Linked DNA regions of Mus musculus: all the other regions are linked to region 3. A link is a loop called in an ENCODE intact Hi-C map of the cell type or tissue named here. Cell type or tissue: left cerebral cortex. All regions are shown on one strand.

The links. Peaks named below come from ENCODE experiments on the same cell type or tissue, not always from the same donor. Only the 100,000 strongest peaks of a DNase experiment are listed, where the experiment ranks them.
Region 1: it touches region 3 in a loop (3-fold over the local background); 12 of 42 quality-filtered maps call a loop at or near these places.
Region 2: it touches region 3 in a loop (2.3-fold over the local background); 2 of 42 quality-filtered maps call a loop at or near these places.

The regions. Positions count from the first base shown.
Region 1 is chrX:93,557,773-93,565,772 of GRCm38, forward strand. Pola1 (polymerase (DNA directed), alpha 1) reads right to left here. Exons shown (of 37, transcript NM_008892.2): 25 at 4,098-4,247; 26 at 3,596-3,718. Among named protein-coding and RNA genes, the nearest start is that of Pola1, 70 kb to the right of the region's middle. In left cerebral cortex, no CTCF peak of the experiment used is centred here; a DNase peak (open chromatin) is centred at 4,197.
Region 2 is chrX:93,431,000-93,438,999 of GRCm38, forward strand. The region is part of intron 34 of Pola1 (polymerase (DNA directed), alpha 1); the gene reads right to left. Gm35587 (a long non-coding RNA gene) reads left to right here. Exons shown (of 3, transcript XR_878145.1): 3 at 2,785-3,707. Among named protein-coding and RNA genes, the nearest start is that of Gm35587, 34 kb to the left of the region's middle. In left cerebral cortex, no CTCF peak of the experiment used is centred here; no DNase peak of the experiment used is centred here.
Region 3 is chrX:93,285,890-93,293,889 of GRCm38, forward strand. Arx (aristaless related homeobox) reads left to right here and starts at 618. Exons shown (of 6, transcript NM_001305940.1): 1 at 618-670; 2 at 789-1,034; 3 at 2,654-3,536; 4 at 5,973-6,018. The coding sequence starts at 839. In left cerebral cortex, no CTCF peak of the experiment used is centred here; DNase peaks (open chromatin) are centred at 226, 557, 865, 3,655 and 3 more places; H3K4me3 peaks cover 4,437 bases; H3K27ac peaks cover 246 bases.

The sequences.
Region 1 (8,000 bases), 270 kb after region 3:
GTTATAAATCTGATTTTTAAGAGTACAATCAGTAATTACTTCAGTATTCTAACAGCCATAATACATTTACTTACAGAAATTTTTAGGTCACCAGAGTCAAATCTGCATGATCCCAACAAAACTAAGCAACTAAGTACTCACAAAATCTACTTAAAAATAAAAAAGGAGGAAGACTTTAAGATCATACCAAAATGCAAAATTTCATGCCTCCCCAAATTGTACATTTATCCATATCCAAATGAAAAACCTTATAATTTTCTCAAAGTCATGTCAACAGGTTTCCTTCTCATTTCAACTTGAACATTAATTTAAATGGGAAGTTTAGATGCAAAAAACTATTAAGGTCTTCAGGCTACTGTATTATTTTGTCTAAACTATCTTACGAGCAAAGCAACAGTTCAGTAAGTTGCAAAGGTATTGCAAGTTCTCAACTTCATCTTTCCTACCTCTTTAGTAATTAAAAAGTGCTTGAGGCTGGGCAGTGGGGGGTGCATGCCTTTAATCCCAGCACTTGGGAGACAGAGGCAGGCAGATCTCTGAGTTCGAGGCCAGCCTGGTCTACAGTGAGCTCCAGGACAGCCAGAGCTACACAGAGAAACCCTATCTCAAAACAACAACAACAAAAATGCTTGACAGGTGTATATTTGCAATTAGAGCACATAAAGGGGCTTGGGTTCAAGGTCAACTTGTGGTATATGGTCATACACTATCTCAAAACACAATGAAAATCGTTAAAAACAACAGACTCCAAAATATATAGGAAAATGATAGTAAAACCAGAGAATAGTGTCAGTAATACTACCACCAAAACATTACCAATAATTTTTATTTTCGTAAATAACTTCTATAGAGATCTTTGGAGCTTCCAAAGTAAGAGTTGCAGAAAGCAGATATACTATATACTTATTGTTTCTCATTAACTTCACATTAAAGATATAATTCCAACTCTGTAGAAGGTATTGTATATGGAAAGGAACACATGAAAAAGAAAAGGGGGAATGCAGAAACTACGAATGTAAATCGCATGATTAATTCTAGATTTGTCTGAAATTCTTTTTAATGAACTAAAAAAAGGTTTTATATTTTACTTAAGATATATTATCACTATATTTTATAAAACAAAACCTAAAAATTTAGCTTAGTTCTGTTACATGTTGATCAACAAAAAGTAAAAATTGGGTTTCAATTCCGTATTAAGTATCCAGCCAAAAGAAAACACTGCCCTTAAAATATAACGGATTAGGGAAGTAGGAGAGATCATTGGACAAATTTGGGGCTTATCATTATCAACGGTGCCCTTTTAAGCTTGTGGATTTCTAAGCCAATGCAGAAAATGTAACAACAGGGATTTCTCAACAGCAAGAGGCACTCTCCAAGGGAGTAAATTGTCAACTATTGCCTCTCGTAAGAAACTTAAGAGTAACCTTGATCCAATCTCAATAGTCAACCTATGTATTATCACCCAGTTGGGGCATAGTGAGTGCATTTCCTAATACAAAAATAAGATGGTATTCTATCAGAACCCACTGGAGATATATATATATATAGAAACAAAATTTAAATAATTTTGAGGTAAACTTAGCCTAAGAATCTGATCTTACTTCAGCTAGCCTCTAAAATCATCTATACATTTGTCATTTTAAAAAAAAATAGGGTCCATGTCATATGTTGAAAAGGGGTCTAGTAATAAGATAGATTATAAGGCAAAACTGCACTTGCAAAAGCCATTCTCTAATGGTGAAGCCTAATGCAGTAAAAGATTTACAATCAGAAAGATACAGGTTCAGTTCAAACTAGCCCTTCACTATCCTTTACCTCCTTGAATCTTAGCTTCTTCATTTACAAAACAGAATACTACTACATGCCAAAGGACTCGGGTGTAGTTTTGATATGATAATGCATAAAAGAGCTCTTAACATGCCATCTTTATTCAATACATGGAGTACCCTTCTATGTCTTAAGCCACATATCTGAGATAAGGCTGCAAAAGAAAAGTGACTTGAAATATCATGACATTTGTTTCATGTCACAAGTAGATGTATACTGATGAATACAATAGTCACTCTACACGTTACCCATTCAAATTTAAATTCATTTTAATTAAAATTACATAAATCTAAAAACCAAAGTCCTCATCTATTCATAATAACCAAGTATGAAGCGTTCCCCACCCACTTGTGGCAAGAGGCTATTGCATATAGATAGTATAGATAAAAATCGCTTCTCTATCTTTAAAAGTTCTGCTGGACAGAGTTGCTAAAGCCAACATTGTCCTGAAAGTGCCAAGTGTGGCTTTGCAGGCCACATAAGACTTTATCCTGACTACTCAAGTCTATAACATAAATGAAGAAGCTTGGCTCCACTTCAATAAAACCTTAGTTATATAACACAGAACAGGTTAGATTTGGCCTATAAGCCAGCATGCTAAAGATGAGTCCAGACAATCAATATCACCACTGTATACTATGCTTAAAATTAAGTAGCATTAAGTTCACTAAAAGAAAACAGTATCTTAATGTACTTGACTGAATTCAATATTTAATATAACCATACCTTTACAGATTATAAAAATAAAAACCTCTACACAAAGCATTAAAGTAGATGAACTTAAAATGTTCATAAAGTGTTAGTATTTAATGGTAATTGGTCTATCATCCTCAAGTATGTAAATATATAACTCCAGCCATGACATGGCCCTAGAATTGTGAACTCATATGCCCAAAAACATGTTGAAAATGCATAGAAATCTGTTACCACAAAGACAACACATAGAAACTGGAACTCTTGATCCCTGTTTTCTCCCTTAGTAAAAATAAAAGGTTCCATTAGCTATTCTCCTAATTCTACCTTTCTCTCATATAACACATTAAAGTTATCAGTTAAACACATAAAAATTAGCTCCATTATGTTAGCATAACTAATCCAATCTAAGCCTAAGCTAGCCTCCAGACAGTTAAGGTCAACACCACCTTAATTATATGAAGAACATTTACTTCTAACACCATCCTAGGCATTTTTTTAAAAGATTTATTTATTTATTTAATGTATTTAAGTACACTGTAGTTGTTTTGTCTTCAGACACACCAGAAGAGGGCGTCAGATCACATTGCAGATGGTGTGAGCCACTATGTGGTTGCTGGGAATTGACCTCGGGACCTCCAGAAGAGCAGTCAGTGCTCTTAACCACTGAACCATCTTTCCAGCCCCATCCTAGGCATTTTTATTCTTATTCAGCTGTTTTCCCAAACTATGTTCCCCCACCAGTCTAGGTCAAATATAAGCTGTACATAATACTTCACATTCTTTATTGCTTACAGCAAGCCTGGCATATAGACATTCAAAGACTACATGTGTGTGTTCTCACAGGGAGAGAGAGAGAGAGAGAGAGAGAGAGAGAGAGAGAGAGAGAGAGAGAGAGAGAGAGAGAGAGACGGGGAGAGGCAGGACTGACAAGTGAATTCTTATTCAAATGCCTATTTGTCTCAAACTTACTCTAAAGAAGAAATATTTGAAACTGTAAAAACTAGGTAAAAAAACTTATCTCTCCCATATTGTAGCATATATTTACAGATGGCAATTTTATTTTGCAATTTACCTCCCTTCCTTTGTATGTCACCAAGGCAGCCAGTGGTTTAGCATAAAATCTGCTGTACGAAAATCCCAGGCAACCATACATACTGTTTGCTGTGAGCTTCAAAGCCTTCTGTCGGATGTCATACTGCAGGTCAACAAAGACAAAAGATATACAATACCTGTAAATGCTTAAACATTACATTGGATATCCTTTTAGATCACAGTGAGGAGAACCGATCAATCCTGCGTGGTGGGGGGGGGGGGGGGCACTTACTGCTGTTGCCTTATCCTCCGAGAAGCAAGCAGACAGATCCCTAATTTCCCAAGATTCTGTGAGATCTTACTAAGATTTTACAGCTAGAGAATCCTTCCATTCTCAAGCAGTCTAGCACTTCGGAATGGATATTATCCAAAATAAAATAAGCACATACACTTGCCAACACCATTCTATTCATTCTACTCCTCAATAATCAAGTGTTAGAAGCTGAAACTGTCTCCTAACACCTTGCAGAGAAAAGACGTACCTGAAGAACAAGGTCTGGATTTAAATCTTGCTGTTTCATTAGCTGTTTGACTTGTTTTCTCCGCTCTACCAGTTTCCGAATCTCTCTGGGCAAAATGCCCATCTCTAAGTTTGGATCTGGCAACTCAGGGATCTGTTCTTGTTCCTCATCCTGAAAAACATACGATAGAAATGTCAAATAAATTATGAGTCTTTCCTGTATGAGGAAATCAATAATACATGAGCGGTTTTAAAAGGTGCTGATCTAAGTGTGGTGGTACCAACCTGTAGCCCCAATACTAGGGAGGTTGAGGCAGACAGATCATAAGGTCAAGGCCAGCCTGGGCCACATAACATGTCCCAGATCACTACGGGTTACAGAGTAAATCACTGCCTCAAAAACCAAAACAACAACAGAAACCACAAAAGAACCCAAACAAGAAAAAGATCTGTGTGGTCATAAACCACTGACCCCCTGCCTGCAATTCTATCAGCTTGTGCTGCTGTCTCTACTGCTCACACTTGTTACTTACACATTTCAATTTAATGTAAAAGGATGGAGTTCACAAACATGGAGCAACATGTCTGGGAAAATTGTTTTTAAAATACAAATGCTGATAGACTTCTAATATTAAAAAAAAAGCAGCAAAATTCTTGTTTTATAGCATTTGTATAACCAAACAAAATGCTACAGAATGTTTCACAACAACTACTGTAAATGCTGTTAAAAATATAGAAGTTCTATAGGTCATGACATTTCTAAAACTTAATGTACATAATGCGTGCACGCACACACACGCACACACACACATACATAATATTCCTTAGCATTTATTGAGTACCTTTTACCTATAAATTGCTTTGCAATCACCAGAAGAATAGCAACATTTTAGAAAGGCAATCAGCAGTCAACTTATATTAAAATTTATAGCAGGAAAAAGCAGGGAAAGCATTAGGCCTTTTTTTCTCAAGCCTCCATTAATTCTATTAACAGGCTGCAAAGAACAGCCAGGCATAGTTACCCTTTGAAAGATTCAAAATTAAAAATAAACCTTTTGGCTTAAAGCATGTCAAGTCAATGCAATTTGATAACCCAGCCTTTACAATGTACCTGATTTTATAATGATCAATATCATAAAATGAACACTTATAGGGAACTATTGTTTTGCAATATAGAACATGATGTGAACTTATTAAAGAGAACATCCACTGTATTTACAGCACCTAGAGAAGTCACACAAAAGGTAAACTGAGCTCTTGTCTTCGTGCTCTAGCTCTGTCCTCTCCTCCAGCTCCCCTCCCCCTATCCCACTACCCCCTATCTCTTTCCAGTCACGGCTGGCCTCCACTCCTCTGCGTGCTCGCTCTCTCTGTCTCTGGCTCGGTCTCTCACTCTGTCTCTTTTTCTCTGTCTCTCTCTATATTACCTCTCAGCTCAGCTCCTCTCCCCAGGCCTGAATAAAGTGTATTCTATAATACAAAAAACAAAAGACAAAAAGGAAACTGAAAGATTCTTGGGTCAGGACATTTAGAATTCCTCTGAAACCCTAACAACACTTCCAGCGTGACACTAACTGCTCCCTCCCTTTGATATAATGCAGAATCACAAACTGCCTCATGCATAGTGCTTCTTTTTTTTTTCTTTTTTTTTTGGTTTTTTCTAGACAGGGTTTCTCTGTATATCCCTGGCTGTCCTGGACCTCACTCTGTAGATCAGGCTGGCCTCAAACTCAGAAATCCGTCTGCCTCTGCCTCCCGAGTGCTGGGATTAAAGGCGTGCGCCACCACGCCCGGCAGTACTTCTTAAGATGACCTCTTGGGTCTTTCCACTCTATTATATACTTAGAACCCAAAATAAAAATTTCAAATAGGCAAAACACTGGTGGGCATCAGTTGTGGAAGAACAATGATAACTGTGACTGTGCTTAAAAAATAGCAGGACAGAGCCAAAGAGTATTTATCAACAGCGGCTGCTACTTTTAGGGGTTGTTTGTGTAATAATTTCTTTTTAAAATTATCTTGTAGTCCCTCAGATAGGTCTACTCTTAGCAAACAGGTTTTTAGAAAGTGAAACCATCCTTGTGAACAGAAGTAATGGGACCAGAGATGATGACGAACTCAGTCAAGTCTACTCTCTTCTGGGAATCTGAAATTGGAACTGGAAAAAAAAAACAAATCCAGACATGCTGAAAATAAAGGGTAGATAAATTCAGAACCTGTAGGGCAAATGGGGTCTCAGAGGGAAGCAGGAAGAGGGAAGAAGAGGACAAGGGGGTAAAACAAATAAAATGTGATGAGTAATAATTCTGTCCTATACTGAGTCAGAATTTCTTATCAGTGCAGAAGAAGCTACAAGCACAGATAAAACAGTATGCTAAGTGAAACAAGCCACACATGAGCAAACTTCACATGCTGTAGGATTCCAATTACACAGACTGTCCAGAGCAGGCAACTATACACAGTCAGAAAGCTTGGTGGCTTCTGGTGAGAAAACCAAGCTCCAATAGACAGTTCCAAACTCAAGGTCACACACTGCCTTGATTAAGCTCAATAGATAGAAAAACAAAAAGGCATCATTGTGGAAAGGAGGTTTGTAGGGAGAAAGGAAATAAGGGAAGGTGAGGATGAGAGTTAACAATGCATCATATACTACCAAAGAATTATTAAAATAGCTTTAGTTTATAAGGAGGATTAATGGCTAACTACAGCTAGGACCATAAAGGAAGTTGATAGAGGTGACAGCTAAACATTTTAGTTTTGTGTTTCTTTGCTTTTGTGGAATAATCACCCTGAATGAAGTAATTGTTTACAAACTCTATAAAGAAACTAAAACTGGGGATACAGTCAATGATACAGAACTTGACCAGCACATGCAGAGCCTTGTATCACTCTCTTGTCCTGATATAAATAAATGACTGACTGTATACCCACTTCAGCTTTCTACTGTTAAATGTTGGAAAACTATTCATTTTTAACTTGAAGACTTTGCCACTTGTGTCATTCCACAGTTTATGAGGATTTTCTCTATTAAGCTCCAGCGTAGAGTTGTCTGTAAATTTTGGTTAAATCCATTTTAGTGTTTTCATTGCTATGGCTGTATAATATATATACATATATATCTGTGTGTGTATATATGTGTGTATGTCTGTACGTGTATATGGATACTTGTGTGTATGTGTATTGTGTATATCTAACTGTGTGCATATGTGTAGTGTGTGTGTTTGTGTGTGCATATATGCATTTTTCACTGTTGAGTTCAAGTGTTTTAGCATGACTACAGGTTCTAATAAACCTTTGACATTTAGGGCTATTAATTGCCGTCTCCTATCCCTATCATACTTGCCAAGTAGTCCATTTAACTTTACCATACAAAGTAATAAAGTTATATTTCTATACAAAAAAAGAAACTAAAAATGACACACTATAAATAGGTAGACTGTATAGTAAGTAAACTAAACCTCTACTACATTGCTTTAGCAAAGATACAGAACCCATCTAAGTTTCTTTTTTATCAGCCCTCATTTTGGATGAATAAAAAAGTACATAATTAGGGCTGGAGAAGTAATTCAATGGATAAAAATGCTTACTGAGCAACCATGACAACCTGAGTTTGTATCACCAAAACCTTGGAAAAGAGCAAAAACAAGGATCAATGACTAGTCTGCACAAGTGAGTATGCAGACTACAGAAGCTATTCAGCTTCTTAGACAAGCCCTGTTTCAGGCCTTCATCTTCAGCCAGGAGGCAGGTCCGAACTTCGAATATCTGTGCACCTTCCCTGCAAGAGGAGAGCTTGCCTGCATAGTATACTCTGATCACTGAAACTCAGGAGAGAGCTACACTCCCAGGTCTGCTGACAGAGGCTAACAGAATCATAGGAAGAACAAGCTCCAGCCAGAGACAGCTAGAACATCTAAGACAAGAG
Region 2 (8,000 bases), 150 kb after region 3:
TCACAATGTAACATTCTTCAGAAAATGCCTTAGAAATTAGAGGTACTGTAATTAATCTTTTTTTTCTTTTTTTTTTCTTTTGAGGAGTAGAAATCAAAACAATGGCACACATTACAACCTTTTCAGGCAGGGGACATCTTTCGATATTTTGATAATATGTATTTTACTTTCTTGATTAGTTACACATGCATGGTGTCTCTATAAAATGCACCCTACATCAAAAGTCTAAATGGTAAGAGAAAATGTTCCCTTTAATATCAATGACAAAAGGGGCAAACAAGCCTTTAGTAATTTTTGATCAAATGAAATGGATAGATGATAAACTAGGCATAAAATCCCTATAACACTTAAGTCCTTTAAGAAACCCATAGGTACAAATAAAACACTTTATAATCTGTCCAGAATCCCTTCACTTGTAATAATTACCTAATATACCTGCCTTCTTCCCAACCTTAATAGTTCCTTTTCCAAAGTTTCTATTTTTCCTTTCTTGACATTGGTTTGTTTAGGTCTAAAAGGCATGATGACAGCTAGCCTCCTATAACTTTAATAAATTACTCAAAACCCTAAATCAGAAATTAGAAATATCTAGCAGATGGACTACATTTCTTCTTCAGTTTACTTCCCCATGTCCCCTATAAGATGGTAGCTTGCAATTAACAGGAAACCTGCCTGATATACTATCCCCAAATTCTTTCTTTTCAATTTGAAACTCTGGCTGCACACTAAAATCTCCGAAGGAGCATTAACACAGGTGGCTGGGCACCATCTCCAGGGCTTCTGACTGAGGGCTGGGCTGGGCTGGGCTGGGCTGGGCTGGGCTGGGCTGGGGCCGGAGAAGCAGCATCTTTAACAGGTCTCCAGGTGTGCTGTTGCTGATTTGGGTCCTTACTTTTAGAATCACCAGTGCCTTTTAGAATGGGTACTGGTTTTTTGTTTTGTTCTGTTTTTGTTTTTATTTAAAGAAAAAAAAAAACAATCCATGAGCGATGCTACTAGGCAGTCAGGGTTGAGAATCACTGCTCTGCATTACTCTCATCTTCTCTCTGCTGTCTAAGATGATTTTCTGAACAATGCACTTTATTAACAGAATTATACTTCGGAATAGTCTCTCTCAATTTCTTTCTCATTCAATATTTACTTTTTTCCCTCTCTACATACTGCTTATGCAGCTATTCTAACTCTCTCAAGTTCTCCAGACAGTGTCTGATTTAGCAAAGCCTCAAATCAGTCTTAATTCTACCAATAGAATAGACTGATTCTAAATGCTTTATACCAAGTGTGTAGCTTAGTAGCAATTTGAAGAAAGCAACAAAGACATACTCTAAATACATCCTCTAAATATGTCTCTAAAATATGAAATGTTCTCCTCTAAGAATAAAAGTATTTTAGAGGAGGGTTTTTAAATAAGTGTATATAAGAAGTGACCACAATTAACATTTTTGACAGGTAGCATGAAATCATGTATTTTAACCCTAAATTTTAAAGGTGGAAGAGACTTCAGAGCTCTTTACACCTAAGGAAAATAAAACCTCCTAAAAGTCAATTCCTTGTACTAATGCCTAGTATGTGAACTGAACTTCCAGTCCAATGTTCTTTTCTTTACACTTTCTAACATGATGCTCAATACATCAGACATTAGAGCTGCATGCAGTTCTTGAGCACTTGTAATGTGGCTGCTCCAAACTCAGATGTGATGCAAGGGTAAAACTACAGCTTCCTGATATTTTTAAATATGCATTATAGTCTGAAATAATTTGGATATATTGTGCTAAGTTAAAAAAGTATATACACACGTATATTAGCATACATTAACAATTCTTGATTAAAAAAAACATAAATGGGGACTAGAAACTTAGCTCAATGGATAGAGTACTATCCAAGAAGCCAAGAGTTCAATACCGAGGACCTGCATAAACTGGGATGCATGGGACCCTGTCTCAAAAAGAAAAGTAAAAAAAGAGATCATTACAAGAGTGTTATATACACTGTTGTAAAGCCTGTTTTATAAAATATAAAGGTAATACCCTATAAATGCATACAGATTTGCCCAGGAGTTGCAGTTGCCTGCCTTTGGCCTAGTTTTCCCTACAAGGTGGTTCTCCTTTTTTGCCCTGAATTGAAAGGGGACTTTAATTTTCAAATAGGGAATGGTTTATTTAACCTCACAGCTTCGTGAAGAGAAAAGGAGTACTTTATATATGAAAGTAGTCAGGCCCTGTTTATTAGTGCATTGTTTGTTGCTCATAATTTTTTTTAACTTAATGGCATGCATGTGTGTATACATAAATGCAAAACAGAAATTCTATTACTGATGATTTTATGTGTATTTGAGTATTTTGCTGCATGTATCTCTGTGTCTAGTGTTGTGAAAACCAGTGGAGGGCATCAGATCTCCTGGAATTAGAGTTACAGTTAGGAGGTGTCACATGAGTACTGGGATCTCTAGAACCTAAGTTCTCTAGACATCCAGTGTTCTTAATCACTGAGCCATCTTTGCAGTCAATATAAATTCTTTTAAACTTATAGTCACATTTACTAATGTTTTCCTCTCTTTTTGGAGTCTGAAATTTTTATTGTTTCAAAGTGTTCTCAAGTAGAGCACAGAGGATTTTTAGAGGCGTCAAACTACTCCATGATACTACAATTGACACTTGCTACTGTATATTTCCTTACATACAATGTTTAACACCAAGAATGAGCTGTAAGGTAACTATGAACACTGAGCCAATGTCCACACGTTCATACGTTCACATACTCATGATGGGCATTCCACTATAACAGATGTTGTGAGGATATGCAAGTGATGAAGCTGGAAATCTAGGAGAAATTATTGTGATCCTGAAACTATTCTACACAATCACCTGCTTTGAAAAAGACTTCCCAAGGTTAGTACACCTTTAACGTGTCCTTCTCTGCCCTGAAGGAGGAAGGAGAACATTCAGCTATACATTTTTCAGATGATTCTTATCTACTGCTATAAATCATCCTCTTATAAACTACTAATTTCAATTTTGGATTTATTTCTGAATTCTTCTGTAGCAATTCTATTCAAATCATTAAATACTCATAGGGGAAAAATAGTCACCCTATACTCCTATAGTAGTTTTTATAAATCTTTTCATTGTTTAAATTTTGAAAAAAAAAGTGTACAAAAACTGTGATATAACTAAGAATGTATTTTTAAGATGTTTTTCTGTCTTTCTATATTTTATAGTTTTCTTTACATTTAGCATTTAAATATATTCTTTCATATCTCATATTCACTGTCATTTGTATACATTAAATTTCTTGTTACACTTTCTAATTGGTAATTGTATAGCTCAAAAGCTACTGATATGTAATTAATTTTAAAAATATCATTCTTAATAATTTTTGTCTTTTATGATAAATTTCACTGAGTTTTCCAAGTTTATAGCAATCTACAAGTAATGCCGTTTTTCCTGCCCTTCCAATTTTTAAAATATATTTCTTGTTCTTATGACGGTTAGCTCTTTGACAACTCAATACTATTGATCACCATTTCTACTGGGGTGTCCCTCCAACCAATTTCACAAGAATCTTCAGTTGTACACCCATGAGTTAATTCATAGATGGATTGATCTCTGTGCTGAGAAAAGGTAATTTGATTAAGATCATTACAAAGCCTGTATCTTTATCTTTGTTTCAAAGTGCCTAAAATAAACTTGCTGCTGAATTCAGTTTAAGGTCATTAAATGGCTAACTCATGACTAAAATATTTCATTTGACAGTTAGAGATTAAGTACTCTAAAGAGCTTCTAGGCTTAATATGGATTGAACGTAAATTCAGCTTTCTTATTCAATCACACCTCTTTAACTCAGTCTGAAAATATAGTGAAATAGTACAATATAATGTGGCATAGGAGTGGTCTCAGTTTGGGGAATCCTATACTTCTTTCAGACAGACTAGTGCTAAAACAGACTATATAGTAATGGTTATTAAGGTTTGCTTAAGGGGAAAAAATCTCTAGTTTTACAACATATTGTTATTTTACCATAGCACCCTAGACTGTATTAAAACTTACTGCATAGCTCAAGCTGGCGTCAAATTTGTAAACCTCCTGTCTCAGTCTCCCAAGTGCTGAAATTACAGATGTACACTACCTTGTCAAGCACAAAATAATCTCATTACCCAACTGTTATTAAGTCAGACTATCATATTATTGCACTTACCATTTAACAACATTTTCAAAGTGCTTTTAAATCGGTGAAGCAAAGATTTTTAGGTTAGTAAAACTACTCTATATGATACAATAATGGGATGTGTATAGCAGTGTACCTTAATATACAATCCATAAATACCATATAAAGACCACATAAATATAAATGTTATAGATGCCTATTATACAGTCTTACCCTAGATGTGGAATCAGGTTCTGTGGGTATGATACCCAGCAATTGGTTTTATGAAGTTTTTCAAAGTTCATGATGAATAAGCCTTTCATATAAAAAAGGCTTAGTAGTAAGAGCTCTTTAGACTACTGAATCTCTACCCATCAAAGGAAATCAAACTACATGGCATACTCTACCAGGCTGTGAAACACAGAAACCAGGTTAAGGAAGAGGGCTAGAATGATGGGCAAATGTGTTATGCATAAGCACAATTATAAATAAGCTCAGTTGATACATCCTGTCATTGTGTTCAATATGCTACAACTCTCAAAACCAAAAGATTAAATAGAATTTTAAATTTACATTCTTTTTCAATTCCTAAGTTGGAAGAAATATAAATCTTCCATTTTAGGATGCTTTCATATGTAACTGAAACAAATTCAAAGAATACTAATTTACCTCCCCAGATGTTTTGACCTTGCTAGAACCTGCTTCATATTTTGCTCATTTACAGCAAGGCTGGAATGCTTCACTTAAGTGTGGAAATGGTTTAGACATGACAGTTTAGTTGCTAACATACTGCCCACTTCTGATTTGACTCTGAAGCTTAAGGAATGCTTCTTGAAGAAGATTCTCTTTAGTTTTATATAATAAAACTAAAGAATTTGACTTTCTTCTTTTAGCACTGTCACTGAGTGTACCTCTGGGAAAGCAGAAAATGAGTCTGGAGTAGGCCACTAATTTCCTAAAAACAGAGAAGTCTTTACCTAATCAACCCTTCTTCCTAGGCACACTCTTGGGGTGTTTGAACCTCTTCCTTTTGAAGTCATATAGGTTCAAACACACTAGGAAGGTCTACATTAAAGCACAACTTGAACTGTTCTGTCTGGAGGAATCACTTTGAGACCTGGAGTGTGAGAAATTGAACATGACTTCAAGAGGAAGAGGTTTGAACACACTAGAATAAAATCGGGGAGGTTTGAAGATAGAGAAGAAAACAGAAAGTCACCAGCCAACTTCTTAGACCCTGACAGGCTCACTGAGCTTTGAGCTTCTATGGCCTAGGAGAGTCTCTGAGAAACTACAAGGGCTGGAAAATTTTTTTCTTGATGAAATTAAGCTCTGTGATATTAAGAGTAATTCAGATGGCCACGCTTCAGCTTCCTTCAGGCTATGAGAGGTAAGAGTTCCAAAGCCATCAATGCCTTTCTTCACTGTATCCAACCCTCCTTACAAGATGCAGGTAAAAGAAAAAAGTCAGCATACTGCTTTGAAGCAAACTCTTCACTTTCTGAGTCCCTGGGTATATTCCCATGAATAGAGACCTGACTCTTTTATAGAATAATAATGAGCACGGTATGTAAGGCTACTACTGTCTTAAGTTGCCTTCAGGTACTTGTGCAAACAAGTACAATTCCCGCATACACAAACTCATCTTCTCTCCTTCTCTAAGGCATGCATGCATCTGCATGCACATTTTAATCAGATTGACTACTGGTAGATAACTGTGACTACCTTCTCACGTCCCTTCATAACAAAACTCGGTGATGATTACATCAACTAAATAGTGAATATTTATCCAGCACATATGGCCTGTTGGATAATGAAAGTTAAAGCTAAGGTAGTAGTATATTTTTTAGAAAGATAATGCTAAAAGTTTTTTAATCCCAATCATTCCATTTCCCGGGAGTTACTAGGCTTCCTACTAGAACAAAGAACTCAAAGCATTGCTCTCTTGCCTCTTTTCAGGGCTTCTCAAAGTTTATGGCTTTGAGAAGTAATATCATGTCCCAAGTTTTCAAATCCTGATTTTTTTTTTCCGAGACAGGGTTTCTCTGTGTAGCCCTGGCTGTCTTGGAACTCACTTTGTAGACCAGGCTGGCCTCGAACTCAGAAATCCGCCTGCCTCTGCCTCCCAAGTGCTGGGATTAAAGGCGTGCGCCACCACGCCTGGCTAAATCCTGAAATATTTTTAATGTCACTATAAAGTGACACAGAATCTTCTCACTACTTGAGCAGTTTATGAAGTATGTTTGATAAAAGTTCTATCTGAAAGCTGCAGAACAATCTAGCACCTCTTCTATGATGATGTAGGAATGAAAATACACCACAGCTTTCCAATGAACAACCAAGACAAGTCCTCTCATTTGGCCATTAAAAGGAGCTCAGCAGTACCCATTTAACCTTTTCCCTAACATGAACAACATTAAAAACGATTCACTTACGAACTTAGCAAACAAAAAGTATGTTTCACCTGGAAATGCCACAGAGAACTACCATTATGCCATAATTCAACTTTGTGTTATTCAATGCAACCTAAGGGGTAGCTTTTGTATAGTACAAAATATGAAACTCCACATTTCTGAAAGGTCATGGAAACACTAGGAGATAAAAAGAAAGTGAATTAGTGAAAAATGAATTCAGTGAAGATTTTTATATTAGAAGTCAAAGTTAATACAGTTCCTTACTAACAAGGTACCATCGATCACTAGAAATGAAAAGCTAACGTTAAAATGGTCTTTCATGTACATGCTTAGATTTCTCCCTTCACAAAGCAGATAAAACGTTCCCCTTTCTCTCTGTGCTTATAATTTTCTGTTTGCTTTAAAGAAACAATTTCTTGAAAATGTACCTTCCTTGTTAATACCTTCCAACGACTCAACTCCAAAAATGTGGAATCTAAGAACTGAAAAAGATTTAGCTTGATATTAAATTATATTTTGTTTCCATTAAAACAACTTTCAAGTTCACTACAAATATTAAAGTAAATCACTTCTTTAAAAAAAGGTCATGAATGTGTTTATTATAAAAATCAAATCCCATACATTATAAAGGTTTTGTGTATTTAAAAACAGAGAAAGACATTTCAAGTAGAAAACTAGCATAGTCTTTCTGAAGACTACATTAAAGCTCAAGACTAAAGAGATGCAAAAGAAAGATGAAGTCCTTATGCTAATCCAAGGTAGGCAAGGAGCATGGAACAAATCAGACTAGAACTCTGAAGAACTCCAGGTCAAAAGGAGATATAGTCAAAGACTATTTCTAAGTTAAAACTCTTCATGAAATAAATACAATTTTAAAACCTCACTATAATTAGTACAAAAGAGAAAGGTTTCCTGGACTTATTTAAACTATCCACTAACTTGAAAGAAAGGAAAGGATAGTCATTTTATTGCCTAATAATCTACTCAAATACACACACACAAAAACCCAAGCTTTCAAAGATATACGATAAACCTGAGTTAAAAATGTTTGTTCTAAATTAAGCCACTTGTACAAATTCAAGAAACAAAATCAAATTTACGGAAACTGATGCTATAGAAACTATGAAAACACTAAATTAATGGCTTAAGGTATTTTTCTTTAGTTTCATATTCAAATAATTAGCTAACAATCTACATCTATACTGTAAATCACACAAAAATTATTTTATCATTGGAGCAACATATTTGGAATAATCGATTTTAACAAATCCATTTTAAAATAACTTAAGAAATAAAAAGCATAAAGAAAAAAATCTTAATATGCAGTTTGGTAAAGTTCAAGTCAGCCTTTGAACAACACGTTTACCTATCCAGTAAAGCTTGTGTTAATGCGACGTAAGAGTTTGGCAAATTCAACTTTAATGGAGCATAAAAGTGCTTTTG
Region 3 (8,000 bases):
GAGACAGAGAATGTTGGGAGCGGATATTAACAAGAGAGCAACAGATAGGTTCTGGATGAAGACAAATAACTCTAGGCTTTGAGCCACAAGAGAAAAAGCAAAGGCTCAGACAGCAGATGGTTGCCTCTGACACGTCGGAGGTCCATTGGTCCTAGAAAGGATGGTGACTGAACAGCGCTGAGGTCAAGACACTGTCCTAGGAGGATAATGTCGGCATTGAAAGGCGCCAGGTTGATCTCGTACAGCTACAGGGAGCTAGGTCCTCTGGATAGTGGAAGGGGTGCCGAAGTCCAAGAGGCACCCACAAACCTAGCACCCAATTGAGCTACAACTAAGAGTATAACCCTAAGGACAAGAAGGAGCGACAAGAAAACGATATCAAAGTTTGAAAGTAGTTAGTTTAAAAGAAGAGAAAGAGAAAGAAAAGGAAATTTGGCTCTAGTGCGTGCCAGCTGCTAATCCCCTGCCCCCACACTCATAGGCCCCTCTCCGAAATCCAGTTCGCGCTTTGCGCTTTGCCGGCAGGCCTACGCAGCCCGGCCTCTGTCGAGAGCCAATCAGAGAGCGCCTCTCAGCACGTGGAGCAGAGAGACACCAGAGCTCCGCGCCCGCGGCTCACTACACTTGTTACCGCTTGTCCTGAGCGCGGAGAGGACGAGCTCCGGCTGAGGTCAGGGTGGGAGCCCGCAACCGAGGGGGACGGAAAGGAACAAAGATCGCAGTAATAACTGTTTTAATCAGCCATCCAACCCATCCCCAACACACACCCTTTTCATCCAACCCTCCAGGAGAGAGGAGCAGAGGTCCGCTCTCTGAGCCCAAGGAAAAAGCACCAGCCATGAGCAATCAGTACCAGGAAGAGGGCTGCTCTGAGAGGCCGGAGTGCAAGAGTAAATCTCCAACTTTGCTCTCCTCCTACTGCATCGACAGCATCCTGGGCCGGAGAAGCCCATGCAAAATGAGGCTTCTGGGAGCCGCGCAGAGCTTGCCTGCCCCGCTGGCCAGCCGCGCTGACCAGGAAAAAGCCATGCAAGGTAAGGTTGTGCCGGACAGGCACCTGCAAAAGAGCATTGGGCATTGGTTTGAATGTTTGAAACTGGGGACAAGGGGCCTGGGACTTGTCAAGTTGGAGACATAGGGAAGAGAAGGGAGAACTCTAGGGCCTGGGGCCTTAGAGAGAAGGACCGTCTCTATCTCTCCTTCCAGAAAAAGCAGGGGCCCAAGCTTCATTTGGGGGTGGGACTCTTAGATACTTAGATGCGATTAAAAGTCCCTTTTGGTGGCCTTGGGTGTGCCCCGAATGGCACTGAAGCAGCAGATGCTCTTAATTCCTTTAAAAGCAGCAACTTCACGGAGGCAAGAACCCCAAAAGCTAAGGAATGGTGGTGGTGTCTTCAGGCAAGGTGAACTTTGGCCTTTCTCCTTTGGAAGATTTCTTTATAAGCGGTGTTTTGTGTTTCCTTTTAGTTTTTAATTGTACATTATTGATGACCTTTTAAATGCGAGTGTTGGCAGAAAACATTACCCTAGGGTGCTCCAAACAGCAACTTAATGGATTCGAAATGCATGAAATGTATACCCTCTGGGCGCTACTTTTCTCTACTGTGTTAATTTTTAAGAGTTGAGATATCTAAAGTGTTTTCTTTTCTGAAATTAAAAAATCCAAAACAAGTGTCCTTTGGTCCTCTGAACTAATACTCAAGTTTCCCCATGAGCTGGATGCAGTAGTGTTGCAGGCAAAGAAGTGTTGGTGTCGTTTAAACCCTGAAGCCAGCGAGCCAGCAGCTACACCTTTGGAAGATCGGAGCGAAAGACAGAGAATGAGGCTTTCTAAAATAAAACTGACTTTTCCCCTTTTCCTTTTTTAGCCTGCAAGGGCACCTGTGCTAGGCGCTTCCTCCAAGGGAAGGAGCAGCCTGTGCCTGTTGAACCTCACCCCTGTCCCCGCTCCAGACATTTCTTTCCAAATTTTCTCCAGAAATTTTCTTTGCCATTTTGGGCTAGGGAACCCTGCCTCCTGCCTCTGTGGGCTGTTGGGACATGGCGGGTGCTCAGGGCCCTGAGACCCAGGCCGCTTCGCCCCGCAGGGGTCGCCCGAGGGGCAGTGCCCCTCTTGCTACCTTGGGGCCCATAGGACAGAACAGCTGGCAGAAGTCTGGCGCGAAGTTTTCAGAGTAGTGGTGATTTTTTAAAGTTGTTCGATTTTTAAAAATTTGCCCCACCCTAAAATGGAGAGGAGGATTAAAGAGAAAGGAGTGAAATAAGATAGAGGAAAAGTGGAATCATGAAGGCAAAAAACAGAAAGGCATTAAAGGCGAAAAGGACGAGGAAAGGAGTGGGGAGAAAGTAGAAAGAAAAAGAAAAATAAGGGGGTGCGAAAGGAGTACTACAAGAAAGAAAGAGGAAATAAAGAGCAGAATATGAAAGAAATGAAGGGACGAAGGTAAAAGGCGGGACCGGGGATGATGAGAGGACAAAAAGAAAAAATGAATCAGAAAAAAAAAAAAAAAGAATCCGGAAAAGTGTGCCAGGAAGGGGAGCTAAAGCCGAGGATAGAGGGCACGGAGGCGGCAAAGCAGCCGGCTCCCAACAGCTGCTTGGCGGGGGAACAAACGGTCGGGCTAATGCGCTGACCACTTTTCCTTGCCCGCAGGCTCCCCCAAGAGCAGCAGCGCCCCGTTCGAGGCTGAGCTGCACCTGCCACCCAAGCTGCGGCGCCTCTACGGCCCGGGCGGGGGCCGCCTCCTCCAGGGCGCGGCGGCGGCGGCTGCAGCGGCGGCGGCGGCCGCAGCGGCGGCCACGGCCACTGGCACCGCAGGTCCCCGTGGAGAGGTTCCTCCACCGCCACCACCAGCTGCACGGCCAGGGGAGCGTCAGGACAGCGCAGGGGCCGTGGCTGCCGCCGCTGCCGCCGCTGCCTGGGACACGCTCAAGATCAGCCAGGCGCCGCAGGTGAGCATCAGTCGTAGCAAGTCGTACCGCGAGAACGGGGCGCCCTTCGTGCCCCCGCCGCCAGCCCTGGACGAGCTGAGTGGCCCGGGGGGCGTCGCGCACCCCGAGGAGCGCCTCAGCGCGGCCAGCGGACCCGGCAGTGCCCCCGCGGCGGGTGGTGGCACGGGCGCCGAGGACGACGAGGAGGAGCTGTTGGAGGATGAGGAAGATGAAGAGGAGGAAGAGGAGCTGCTGGAGGACGACGACGAGGAGCTGCTGGAGGACGATGCCCGCGCGCTGCTCAAGGAGCCCCGGCGCTGCTCGGTGGCCACCACCGGCACAGTGGCCGCCGCCGCCGCCGCTGCTGCCGCCGCCGTGGCCACCGAGGGCGGGGAGCTGTCGCCCAAGGAAGAGCTGTTGCTGCACCCGGAGGACGCCGAGGGCAAGGATGGTGAGGACAGCGTGTGCCTGTCGGCCGGCAGCGACTCGGAGGAGGGGCTGCTGAAGCGCAAACAGAGGCGCTACCGCACCACGTTCACCAGTTACCAGCTGGAGGAACTGGAGCGGGCTTTCCAGAAGACGCACTACCCTGACGTCTTCACCAGGTATGGGGCTGGGGCTGAAAGGGTCCAGGAGGGTGGAATAGAGGGGGGTCTACAGAGTCCAGGAACCTCTCTTGGCTCCTGGGAACTGCCCTGGAGGTGCCTGGCCAAATGTGATCATCCTCTGGCTCCCCAGTACTGCCCCCCACACACAAACACACACACACCACAAGTATACTGGGGCTTTAAGTTTCTGTTGGTGCGGTTTCTTTTTGTCTGTTCCGAAACTTTAATGTTTCCAAATGACAAGTTTTAGAGCCAAACCGCCTCTCCGCTCACACACGGATGAGGCTCGGGCCAGGTTCTGGCCAGGTCCAGGAAACACTGCCCAAGAGCAGGCGCTATTTTTGACCCGTGGACTATGTGCACTATCTACCCCCGCCCAGTGGGTATCAGTTACGCTCTTCTCAGGAAAACTGGAGCCCTTGCCTTCAGAGAAGACCTTTAAAAAGATCCGAGTTTTTGTCACTTGGGGACTCCTGAAATAACCAAAGAAGTCAGAACTAAGCAGTGTTTGGTGTCTGTCTATACACCAGAAAGGCATCAGCCAGAATCTTCCTGTGTCGCTGTCCCCACCCCCATGGCCACTACACCTAGCAGGACTTTACTGTAAACGGGTTGATGGGGTGGATCAGGATTTTTGGAAACGTGGCAGACAGTAAATCAAGCAGCTGGGGGGCCAGGCATGGTTTTGTCTCTTGGACTAGTGTACTCTGCACTTCTCTATCTTAGAAACTTGGACCGGTGGGATAGGAGCCTCGGAGTCCCTGCCTATTCAGCGGACCTAGGAGTACAAGCAGGCTTGGAGCTTCCCCCACCCATAGGCCAAGATTTTGGCTAGGACTAGGAGCCAGGGTTAGGGGCAAATGTGAGTAGAAAGAAAGAGACCGGCCTCCCAGTGAGAACAGAGAATGAGACCTGTGAGCGCCTGGCTCGCGCACTCCTCAAGCCGGGCAGCTCCTTCGCAGGAGACGTGTGCAGCTTTTCAATGTGCATTTTCGAGGGGGAAAGCCGCCTGTCCTTTTGAACCAGAGAAATCTCTGCTTAGGACTCGAGGCCTGAGCCAACTCCAAAACATAGTTGGTCTGGCCGTTGCCAAACGCTTGTAGCCAGAAGCAACCAAAAAGTAAATTTAATGCAAACGAGGGCACTAAAACTTGGTCCTCCTCCGGGTCACTCAGTCTTTGAAGACGGAAATAAAACTCAAAGTCAGCGTGTGCTATCAAGTAGCTAACGGGACCATCGGCCTCGGCTTTTGTCTTATTTTATTTCTGAGTTTATCAGACATGTATACTTAACAAGAAGGAAAGGAGACAGTGTCGCTTAGCATCCAAGTCCGCCCTTTTTAGCATGTGGGGGAGACCAAAGTACAAAACCTGGGCAACTCCTCTTCACCGCCCCACCCCCATATCTTTCCAGCTCAGCAGGCCTATCTCCTGGGCTATAGCCCAGCCAGACTAGAGTTTTAGATTTGCCGGTGCTCTCTGCAAAGGGAAGGAGGTGGAAAGAGTGTTCAAAAGATGCTCGGTAAACTGATTCTTTTCTTGATGCTGAAGGAGTTTCAGGTGCCGACCCGGTCCGGCGGGCAGCACAAGCCCAGGCTCCAGGCTTAAGCAGTCTTGCTCTTTCATATTGGGGAGCAGAGAGCCAATTATTCTCGGCGCGCTCATATTTTCGGTAAACAGGTCGTAAGCCGTTTTACAGCATCTTAATGGTTTCCTATTTGCCTTAATTGTCGCAGTAATAACTGCAATAACGGGGTAGGGTTTCAGCTAAATTGACTTCCCCTGAGATGGGCAGGGTTTGTAGTGGGCACTGGAGTCAGGAGGTGCGCAGAATTTTGTTTAATCGAAAAATTACCCCACTGAACTCTTAACAAGCTTAACATATCTCCAGAGGGTAATGGGGAGTGTGACCTACAGGGGTAAGGGAGGGTAGAGGGGGAGGGGGAGGGGGAGGAAAGGCAAAGAGCTGCGAAGAGGGGTAGAAAGGGAAAGAGATCTATTTTTTTTTAAGAAAGCAAAACAAAGCCAAGAGGGTAGAAAACAAAAAATGGAGTTCATTGCTGAGCTCTTCTTCCATTTAGTATTTGGATAAAACAGGGTAATGAGCACTGTGCCTCTGTGTGTGTGTTTCCCACCCTACTCTACCCTAAGAGAGATTGAGACAAAACTCATTTGTCTAAGTTTGAAGACTTATGGACTCAAGAATTCATCCCCCCCCCACATCGCCACATTATATGATATAATATAATATATGATATTTTATATCTGTCACCGTGCTAGGTTTTTTTTTTTTTCTGTTTTCAAACAGTAGGCATTCTAGAGGCAAAGATCAGTCTTACCCATGTACTTGGGGTATGGACTGGAAGAAGCTGTCATGAAGGGGAAAGTGGCTGAGAGAGGGTTACTGACCTGCCTGGATGTTGCTTTCTTATAGGGAGGAGCTGGCCATGAGGCTGGACCTGACAGAGGCCCGAGTCCAGGTGAGCTCCAAGAAGGGAAAAAGGAGGGCTAGGGTGGGTGAAGTGGTGGTGGAGGGCCGCCCTTCAAATGGAAAGAAGAAAATCAAAATCTGAAAAGTAGACCCAAGCACTCACACAGGAAAAGATATTTCAAAAGCAAGCTGCAAACTAGGAAATAGGAGGAGAAGATTTCTGGCTCTGGAAGCTTTAACGTAGTTCAGGCTCAAACGGGGCTTTTCTAGTCCCTCAGAGTGCAACTCAGCCACCCCTGCCCCAACCTGGTACCCAAGGCCCCTATAGAAAACAATCCACCAGCCTTCTCCTGATTGAAATAATAGGATGGAGCATGGATTTGGTTGTTAGACAAATCCGCTCAGCTCCAAGCAGGTATTTGGCTGCGATTAAGTCTCCAATCGGGCTTCATAAAAGCCCACTTAGTGCTAGAACAAACAGGGCCATTTGAAGGCAAAATGCTGTTTGATTTCCCCTCCGCCCTGCACAAGGAGCTGGCTAATGCTATTTGATTTCCCATTTTTTATAGCAATGAGCCCACATTGATCTAATAGGGAGTGAGTGCAATGCTATTAAAGGTGTTTGCAGCCCATACCAGAGTGCATTTCCGAACCCAGGCCTCATAACCAAAGAGACGATCAACACTGGGCAGCCCCGATGGCCAACAGAAAACAGATGTCCTCGGGTTAGGAGCTGAGTGAATCACTTTACAGTCAAAATCAAGCGCTGATAAAGCACAATAAATTCCATATGGCTCATTTAATACACAACAGCTTCTTGCATTAGAGGGCTAATGATGAGGCTGGTTCCCTCCTTTCTGTTGACACATTTCTCCATTGTCAAACAGAGATGTGACAGCAACTCCACATTTTCAGCTCAGGGGAACAAGTCGTGGGAAAGTTAAATAACTTTTTAAAAGAAGGAGAGCGCCCCCTCCCCTTCTCCTCTCCCCACTATTCACTGGAGAAGATGTAATTAAGTGAATATGAATTATCAGAGTCCTTTCGTTTACCTTTGGGGCCTCAGAGGTATTAATTCAATAATGAGAAATTGCAGGGGACATCTTGATAATTGCAGTTGAGCCAGAGAGCCCAAGAGACAGAGGATCTCTCTTTAGAAAGGATTCCATGTTATTTAAGGCCCTTCTGCCTCTGCTACCCCCACTTCCCTTCCTTTATTCCTTTCCCTGTGATGGAGAAATGGTGGATATTCTTGTCTAGACAGATTGGATGTGAGAAAGCTACCCGCCCAGGCTAATCTAACTACAGTCTAACTTTTTTTAAGCCTTGGGTCTCCAAGGTAGAGTGTTTCTATAATGCACACATGGCTTATTTGAAGGTTGATGAATGTATGGGTCCCTTTTCCGAGAACCTTAAGTAAATCAACTAGTTTGGATTCTTGATTTCTTTTTTCTTGCCCAAGATGATTGTATAGAAGTCCAACCAAGTTTAGCTGCTAGTACAACTCATTCCTAGTCAGCTTGGAAATTTGAAAGATGTTTTTAAATAATAATAAAAAAGATGTTCCTCTGTCATAACTCACATCATATTTTAATATAATTCTGTATAACCCTACTGCTCATTCTGAATTTTTAGACTCATGTGCAGTCACAAACTCAGCCCTAAAAATATTGATGCCTTCTGAGGAGAAGGCACACAGCTTCTGAGCTGTGGGAGTGATGAGCAGGTCACATAAAAATGATTTCATGCTCTTGGGGAATATTTTTAGATGATGGTGGCTGCCATGTTTCAGGTAAAGGGCTCTCTATTCAAAGTGCTTCTTATTAACAATTAGGAAAATACCTCCGGCTGGAAACCTCCTCCGAGCCGCCCGGAACTACCTTATTTAAAGAACCAAGTGAAAGCACATTCCCCCTCCTGGGGGAGGGGTGAGCGGGAAGGCAGTGTTTGCCCTGAAGTGGGGCAAACCCTGCCCTCTGATTTCCTGTGCTCAGGTGATCCTGCCTTATTCCTTCCAGTAGTCAGTGATGT